2 separate regions of the Homo sapiens genome follow, and region 1 is linked to region 2. A link is a loop called in an ENCODE intact Hi-C map of the cell type or tissue named here. Cell type or tissue: ascending aorta. All regions are shown on one strand. Each heading gives the region's core, and the rest is flanking DNA. Links, peaks and the distances in the headings are about the cores only.

Region 1 (4,392 bases), core at 221-4,220, 440 kb after region 2:
GAATCCCTGACTAGGTAGGGACTGAGAATACCTCCCAAGACAAAGCTGCCTACGGTTGGGGGAAAAAAAAAGATGACAAGCATTTACTGAGTACCCAGACCACGCCAGGCACTGTCTTGGGCACCATCCTCACACCAACACTGATGAGGAACTGGAGGCTCAGGGAGGATCCCTGTACCCTGTCCAAGATCACCCAACTGGTCAGCGGGGAAACGAAGACTCAAACCCAGGCAGAAAGTCCATGCTCTTAACCCCCCACCATGGCTGTCGGTGAGTCCACCCATCTGCCAATTCCCAGCCCTAGCAAGCAATGTGGGCTGTGCTAAGACGATGGCAAGGGTTACTGGGGATAACTTCAAACTGAGTACAAGTGCACTGTTCCAGTGTAGAAAGGGCTATCTTCTGAGGTGGCCAGCTCTGCCACTGCAGGTGTTCAAAAAGAAGCCAGTGGCCACTTCACAGGCCTATTATGGAGAGAGCTGTAGAACTGAGAGAAGAGTCAGCCTGTGTGACCCTCATGATGCCGAGCTCTTGTGAGTTCAGGTCCTTAGAACGTGTGCGCTCAGCTCAAGGTTAAAGAGTGGCATTGTAAATAGCTCATTGCAGAGTAATTTATGTCATCACCCAAAAGGAGAAAACTGAAAGCCATCTATCAGATCACTGCCTGAGCAAATGACTGTCCAGGGAGGCTTTGCGTTGGAGTAGAAGAAAAGAATCTACAAAAATAAAGGGAAAACTGGATGCAGATGTTTTCCTCAATTAGCTTCTACTAAAAAAGCAATAAACAGGAAAGATCAGTGCTATACGTGCACTTTTATTTAGCCATGTGGCATGAGTCATGACATTTCAGAGGGAAATGTGTCTGTCTTTGGTGAAGCTAAAGGAAACTATTTTATTTTCTTTATCACACTGGAGTTTTTGCAACAAAGCTATTTTTAACCAAAGTATTACAAAATATGACTATCACGTGAGATGATTACTGAAATCTAAATCATACCAGCAAGAAGCAATGATTCAATTCGTCTTTTCAAACATCCCAAAGTAACTCAAAGTAATTATATCTGCCTAAAAAAATACTACTTCTAGGTTATTTCTGTTGTAGTTTCCTGTTATAGAAGGAAGAAAAAAGTATTTGTCGATTGGCTTCCTGAACATCAAAGTTAGGATAAAAGATACTTCATTAGGAAATCAAGACTCTTTCAAAGAGGACTTAGAATGCTAAGTGCTGCACATTTTTCAGTTGTGTTGATGACTACATTTTTAACATTTTGGTTTTCGGTGGTAGTAAATTAAGAAACTATCTTCCTGAAATTTATCTCCTAGATAAAGGACAAATTAGGTTGTATTATTTTATTTTATTTTATTTATGCGTGGGGTTTGTTGGCAGGGGTCGCATTGGGGAGCAGTAGTTGGTCCACACTGGAATCATCAGGGTAGCTTTTGAAAGACAGATGTCTGAACTTCACTATGGTACAGTCGAGTTCACAGAAATGGAGTGGAGTCCTGGCATCTGAATTTTTAAAAGAATCAACAGAATTCTGATGCACAATGAGATTGAGAACCACTGTTTTAAGAGCTGGGAATTTTAAAAACTTATGTACAAAGCTGTAATAAATGTTCTTCAGGCGTCACTTGGGTATGCCTTGTTTCAAGAAAAGCCATAATACGAAAATGAGAATGTAGGAACTTTAGGAGGTGACTTTTAGCATTACAAAGAAGCACACCAGTGTTACATGGTTAAATCTCTGCATGAATTTAAAGCAAGATTTAGCATTCTCAAGTCGATTCACATACATTTTTGGTGGGATAGAAAATATGTATGTTGAACCACTGAAGAGAACTTTCACCGCCTACTCCCTCTTTATCCAGGACAGAGATGCACTGTTATTGGGAGTTGGGAAAGGCCTGGATCCTGCAGACCACCTCTCCCTGCTTCTCAAACCCAACTTCCTGATTCCCAACAGCCCAGCTCAGGCAGAGGCTGGAGAGCTCCCTCTACTACAGAATCTTGTTTAGAGGGAAGCGGCTTGTTCTCTAATGCCAAAAGGGAGAACCTAGTTGGATGTGTACATAAAATGCACATAAGGTTCACAGTGAGGGCTGTTCTACTTGTATCCCTGGCAGCCTCCCTGATTCCCTGTAAGCCCTGTGCTGGGGAGGCTGTGTCCTCTCCGTTATTTCTCTTACAAAGAAATATTTACCATGCATGGAAAATCCAGTCATTCAGTGACATTACTGGGCAAGCCTCCTCTTCCGGTCTTGCAATGCCCAGGTTGGCTTCTGTTTTAGATCCCTTCCCTAAGAAGTTGTTGCCATGAACAAAGCATGGGAGGTCTGCATACCTAGAAGACAAGGTCCAGAAGACGAAGGAGACTGGTGAGGGGCAGGTGCCCTGGTCTGGTTTCAGGGTCCGATTATAAAGGAAGCTTCTGGAAATGTAGGCACAATGGTCAAGTACCAGCTATCTAAGTCCAACATCTGGAAACTGAGCCCGTACCTTGCAGGCTGTCAGAGCCAGGCCTGAGCGGGCCAGGTGTCAGTCACAGACTATGTCCTGAGCTGGGGGCCAAACTTCTCAACTCCTGGATGTGCATGGCTTGTTCCCCACTCAGACATTCTGGCCCATCTCCCTGCACCCTCTCCTGCATCAGTTCCTGGACTTGACCCCTCCACGCGCCCCATCTGAACCCACCCTCAGTGTGGCGACCTGCCACTGCTCTCAGCAAAAACAGCCCTGACCTCGGCTCTGGATTGTGCCCAGCTCTGCTGCTGTGCGCATGGACAACATGAAGGGGCAGGTCTGACCCAAGGCACGGGGAGGTGGGCAGGACTCAGGCATGAGAGGATGAATCAGGTCAGGACAAAGGCAGGCGAAGAGAGATGGAAGCCCGGGCTCAGGGCTGGGTGGTATGAGAAGCAGGGAGAAGTACAGCAAGGGGCAGCCTGGAGGAATTCAACTGCCTGCCTGGGTCTGCACGGCGACTGAATTCCAAGCCCTGCCATATCAGGGAGGTGTGGAGAGGAAGAGGGGGAAGTGCTGCTCTGTCCCACCTAGGGTAGCTTCAGCCTACTCCAGATGGATGAGTGGTGAGCATCAGTAGCCCCATCTGGAAGGAAATGAAGAGGAATAGAGCAGGAAAGTGAAGCAGAGGAATCGATACAGCAAGGCTCAACCTGTAACCACGTTCACATCTGAATGGGCTCCATGCCTACATGGTGGGGCAAATCAAATCCCACACCACCCACAGCCTAGAAGACCATTCCTAGGGCTGTACCTCTGCTGACTCACTGCATAGGTGATTAGCAATTATAAAAAATTAACACCAGTGAGTATTCCTATCCCCCAGCAGGGCACAATGAGCACATTCTGCATTGCACCCAAGTTGATCTACAAAAATAGGCTTGTGGGTCCAAAGGGATCCATCAGTGAATGCATAAACATCAAAGGAAGCAGTGGATTTTGTGGCTTGACTCAACACGACAAGTCAGGGATGCTGAGGAGGTGCCTCCTGTCCTCCCCGCAGTTAAACTTGCTTCTAGTAGAAGAGATCTGACAATGAGAAGAGGCACCAACGAGGCCACCAATGACCCTGGATATCAGCTTTTTTAAAACACTATTTGGGTAAAGGACTAGAGTGAGTGGATCAACTCCCCTTGTTGGTTTCACTGCCTACATATCTGGTGAAGTTAACCACTTCCCTCCATCTCCACTGTTACAATCTATACTGGGTTTTACAGTGTCTCCAACCACCCCCTGCCCAAAATTCATGTCCACTCAGAACTTGCATATGTGACCTTATTTGGAAAGAAAGTCTTTGTAGATAGAATCAAGTTAAAATGAGGTCATACCAGATTAAGGTGGGCCCTAATCCAACAGACTGGTATTCTTAGAAGAGGGAAATTTGGACCCAGAGACACAAAGGGAAAATGCCACCTTATGATGGAGACAGAGATTGGACCGATGTGTCTACAAGGAATGGCAAGGACTGTCAGCTACCACCAGAGCTAGGAGACAGCCATGGAACAGGTTCTTCCTCACAGCCTCCAGAAATAACTGACCTGGCTGCTGACACCTTGATTTTGGACTTCTGACCTCCAGAACGGCAAGATAACACATTCCCATTGTTTTAAGCTGCCCAGTTTGTAGTAATGTACTACGGCAGCCAGAGGAAACTATACTCCTCCCCAACCCAAGCCTGCATCAGCCCTCGCATAGATAACTCTAGCATCCTCCTAACCTTGAATACCCCAAACCTGTCTGGTTGTCCTATGACATGTTCTCCACTCTGTCACCAGAGTGAGCATCTCACATCTAACATGGTTCATGGGCCTCTACTGGTTAAAATCCTCAGTGGCCTGCAATTGGTCTTGGAGTCAGCATCCCCTCTCCCC
Region 2 (4,392 bases), core at 174-4,173:
TGCCCTCTTTGCCCCTTATGGCCCTTTTCCTTCAGCCCAACACCATCTCCCTCTCCTATCACTCCTCCACCCCCAAACCACCATTTAGCTCCTTTCTAACACCCCAATTCCTGACACCCACGGTGGTGATAATAATGCCTGCCTTGTAGGATAGTTGTGAAGACAGCTATTCATACATGTTTCCTTCATTCTCTGAGACGACCTGGCTCACTGTGAACCTGACAATTCATTTTCTCAGGCCTCTCTCCCGTTACTCATTTATTCATTAGTCATTCATCAAAATACTAGAAGTAACAATAATATAATAATAGCTAACTAATATTTTAAGTTCTGCCCTGTTCTAGGCACCATCTAGACCTGCCCTGTCCCTCATGTGGCCACTGAGCACTGGACATGTGGCCACTGTGACTCAGGATCTGAATTTTAAACTTCAATTCATTTAAATTTCAAAACAAAAGCAATGTAAATATTTTTTCCTATCCCATTACCCTGATTTGATCATTACACATTGTATACATATATCAAATATCACACATTCTCCAAGAGAATATACTATGATATAGCAATAAAAATGCAAAAATAAATTAAAAATAAAATTAAAAATTCACATTAAACACAACGTTATTGTTTCAGTAGGACTACACTTCCCTTGGTTGAAAATTGAGTGGGCTATAAGTGTAAAATACACAGTAGACTTTGAAGACTTAGAAAAAAAACAAGAAGTGTTTTTAATGATTTTCTACACTGATTCATTTTGAATGATAGTATTTTTAATACAATTAAAGTATTATTAAAATTAAATTCTGTTTCTTTTTACTTTTTAACATGGCTACCAGAAAATTTAAGATTACATGTGTGGCTTGCATTATATTTCTATTGGATAAGGCTGATGAAACATTTTACTTGTATTTTCTGAAGCCACCCCCAAAATCTCGCTAGGAAAGTTCAACTATTTTACAGGTGAGGAAACTGAGGCTCCAAGAGACCAAGTAATTTGCCCAAGGTCCAATGGTAAGTGTTGGAGCCTGACTTGAATCGAAGCAGTTGACCCAGAGGGTTCTTTTTTTCTAAGCATTTTGCTCACCAAGTGTTTTGACTTTAACTTTGTAAAAATCCTACTGGGTGAGGGGAAAAAATAAAAGGAAAGAAAGAAAAAGAAAAAAAAATTCTGTATCTCTTTCTGGCCTGAAACAGAGCCAGGCATAGAGTAGACACTCACTGAATGCTTGTTGCATGAGTGAATAAGTGAGTGGCCGGCCCCCAGAATGGTGTCCCCACCTGTGCATAGCACCCACTGCAAATGGCCCCTCTCCAGTCGGGAACATTGATGCAGTCTGGGTGCCGGACCAGCCAGTTGTCATTCTTCGTGAGGTAGGAGCCAGGGTACTCGGACACGGAGCCGTCGACGTCATGGAACACAGATGTCTTATCCCCATCCATGTCCAGCTGGTTGAACCAGGGCCCAGGCTCTCCGAAGAACACTCTGGAAGTAATCTAAACAGAGCCCAGGAAAGTTAGGCAGGGCTAGAAGGTGAAGGGAAACTGCAGCCGTCATCAGGCCAGGGCGAGGTTTCCGATTTCCACTGACGTTACAAGCCAGCCAAAACAAAGATGCTCTCGGGCACTGAGAGAAACCACGTGGCTGACCCCTCCGATGCAACCGGAGTCACAGTCAAAGGTTCACTGTGCCTCAACTCCCAGACCTAGCACATGCTTTTGGCCTCTGCTCACTGGAGGGTTGGCTGCTGTGGATGAGCTTGGAGACTGCTCTGACACACAGCCTTCACCAACTGCAGAGATGGAGGAGGGGGACTGAGGACTGTGAGTGTGACTGTGTGTGAGAGGGAGGTGGGGGTGATGTGTGTATGAGAAAGGGTACACACACTTTTACACATACACACACACATACACGGGGGCATCCGTGTGCGAGAGAAGATGCATGTGGCACGTTTCAGGAAGACAGTTTTGCAGCATGAGCCCTTGCAGATTTCCATAACTGACCTCTTTCAGGCTCTCAGTTGCCTGAGTAAAGACATTAAGTCATTTCAGTTTCACATCGTTTCCCTCAGCCTGCCAGGAACTGGGCAAACAGGCAAAAGGCAGGAGCAGGGAGGAGAAGGAGGGAAAAGTCTGGGAATCCATAACCTGAAGGAAATGCACAGGAGGACTGGCCCCGGCTGGTCTCACAGGGCAGCCCTTGCTCCTGATCTCCTAATCCTCCGCCCCTCTTCTGCCTTCTCTGTCTAGGGCAAGGAGGCCTCTGTTTATAGTCTGCTCTCGGGGAGAGATTAAACAGAACATCATCAGCTAAGACTTCCCTTGGAAACTGTGGGGCTTGTTAGATTCTTTGTGCCAACTCAGGTGGCCTGGTCAGAAGACTCAGTTTGTCAAAGTCAAGTCCCTTGGAGGAACAGCCTAGGAACCTCAGTCCACACGTCGGGTTCCTCCAGAGGCTCGCCTGAGTTTTGAGCAGGGAGAGAGCAAGCGGGCATTTACCCAGACCTGACCTGTGGGGCAACCTACGCTTGTACTTTTCCAGTTTGGATGAAGAGCAAACTGGGACATGGCCCAGCCTAGTTGGAGGAGGCTTCTCAACCCCTGCGGTGGTGGCAATAGCTCAAACTCTGGGACCCAGGGGACTTGTGAATCACCATCCAAAGTCTGGGTTTGCCGGGAGTCTGCCCTGGCGCCTCACTCACCGGAACGTCCTCAAAGGCAATGCCGGTCACGTTGTTATGGGGGCAGCTCTGCCAGGCATTATTCAGGCGGAAGGCCAGGGCGCTGGTGTGCCGGCCCTCCAGGGCCACAAACTTTCGGAAAGTGCAGTTTTGGATGTTGATGGGGCCATCATATAACTGAATTCCTCTAATTGGAAAATTCCTACGGAGTTAAGGAAGTAAGATGTCAGTCTAAATGTTTTCCATTCCTATGGAGTTAAGGAAGTAAGACGTCAGTCTAAACGCCATGTTTGCCCCTTCTGAGGTGGATGGTAGCAGAGACTTCCTGGGTAAAACCATTCCTGATCCCCACCTCTAGAAACTCCCCCTGCCCCAGATCATTATTAATTAATTATTAATTCATTAATTAATTTAAAGCATGTATAGACACACTAAGTGTCAATGAATGACTGCCGGGTGAATGGATGGATGGATGAATGGATGGATGAGTTGAATATCCATCTAGTTGCTAGTTTGGAGTTTGGAGAATGGTCCTGTATTTCAACATTTTCCCCAATTTTTCCATTACATAAAGAGTCATTGGGTAAATACTGTAAATACCACTGGAGCGTGCCAATATTATGTTTCTTGGGAAGATAGAGCTGTTAGTCATTATCGCCTTAGTTTTAGTTGCTATAACAATTAAATCAGATTAAGACCCACATGAGTTTCTCCTCTGGGAGTAAGCCTTTCACATTGGCAGTGTGCTGGGTTTGGGAAACAGAGGGGAAAAGGACACAGAATGGAAGGTGATAAACATGATAAAAATAATTGTAAGGCAACATTTTCAGCACCCCTAGAAGAAAGGGAGGCCCCACTGAAAAGCAAGACTGTAGGCTGACAGAGAACCCCAAGAAGGCCCTGAGACCCAGAAGGAGGTGGGAAGCGGCAACAGGCTTGGACGTGGAGGTAGGAGAGACTGGACAAGAACTGGTGACTTGAAGATTTTGCCTTGGCTTAGCATGGAGTAGGTTGCTCAGACACACTTCTCCCATTGCCTCAGACTCCTGAGCAGAGCACAGGAAGCAAGGGTCTGCGAGGCTGGCTGGGCTTCCTGGTGGTCCTTCTTGGGCCTGGCCCCAGTCTAGGCTTGCTCCTTCTCCAAACCCAACATGTATGCTTATGCTGGTGTCTCTGTATCTGGGTCAAGCACATTGTCTTCCACAGCAAATATAAAGAAGAAAAAATAGAAAGATGGAAAAAGAAGCAGAAAAAATATCTGCCCACAGGGAGAGACCATACTCCAGTTGTCCCTGATCTTCAACCCTGGGCTCCCTTCCATTCCAATATGGTTCCTTGAGGAAGACCCTAGGCACAGCAGTCACGGTAACATGCCTTCAGTGGGCACCAAAGACTCCTTGCATTTCTATATTTTTACGTTTATAATTGATTAACATCATGATCTAGAATCCTGATTCTCAAGGGGTGGCTCCATGCATTTTTTCATTTCACATATTTTAGGGACAGTCCATTTTTACTAGCTCTATACTTAGGTTTTGCACTTCAGACCCTGACCCAGCTCTATACAAGATGGATCAACCATGATTAGGACTGCAGGCTCTTAGGTTCCTACTTGCAGATGCAATTTGAGGAACCTGCCTCAGTCTGACAGGTTTCCATAAACAGGATCACCTTTGGAAGTCATCAGAGCATTCTGGCCCCGGGAGGCTGGTAA

What was found. Peaks named below come from ENCODE experiments on the same cell type or tissue, not always from the same donor. Only the 100,000 strongest peaks of a DNase experiment are listed, where the experiment ranks them.
Region 1: it touches region 2 in a loop (3-fold over the local background); 1 of 110 quality-filtered maps calls a loop at or near these places.

The regions. Positions count from the first base shown.
Region 1 is chr15:80,485,684-80,490,075 of GRCh38, reverse strand. All of the region lies in intron 5 of ARNT2 (aryl hydrocarbon receptor nuclear translocator 2), which reads right to left. It overlaps LOC124903537 (a long non-coding RNA gene), which reads right to left. Exons shown (of 2, transcript XR_007064731.1): 1 at 2,202-4,392; 2 at 1-1,510. Among named protein-coding and RNA genes, the nearest start is that of ARNT2-AS3, 75 kb to the left of the region's middle. In ascending aorta, for the core only: no CTCF peak of the experiment used is centred there; no DNase peak of the experiment used is centred there; H3K27ac peaks cover 1,162 bases.
Region 2 is chr15:80,930,347-80,934,738 of GRCh38, reverse strand. It overlaps CEMIP (cell migration inducing hyaluronidase 1), which reads right to left. Exons shown (of 30, transcript NM_001293298.2): 22 at 2,700-2,880; 23 at 1,279-1,494. Among named protein-coding and RNA genes, the nearest start is that of MESD, 57 kb to the left of the region's middle. In ascending aorta, for the core only: no CTCF peak of the experiment used is centred there; DNase peaks (open chromatin) are centred at 1,429 and 2,648; H3K27ac peaks cover 2,365 bases.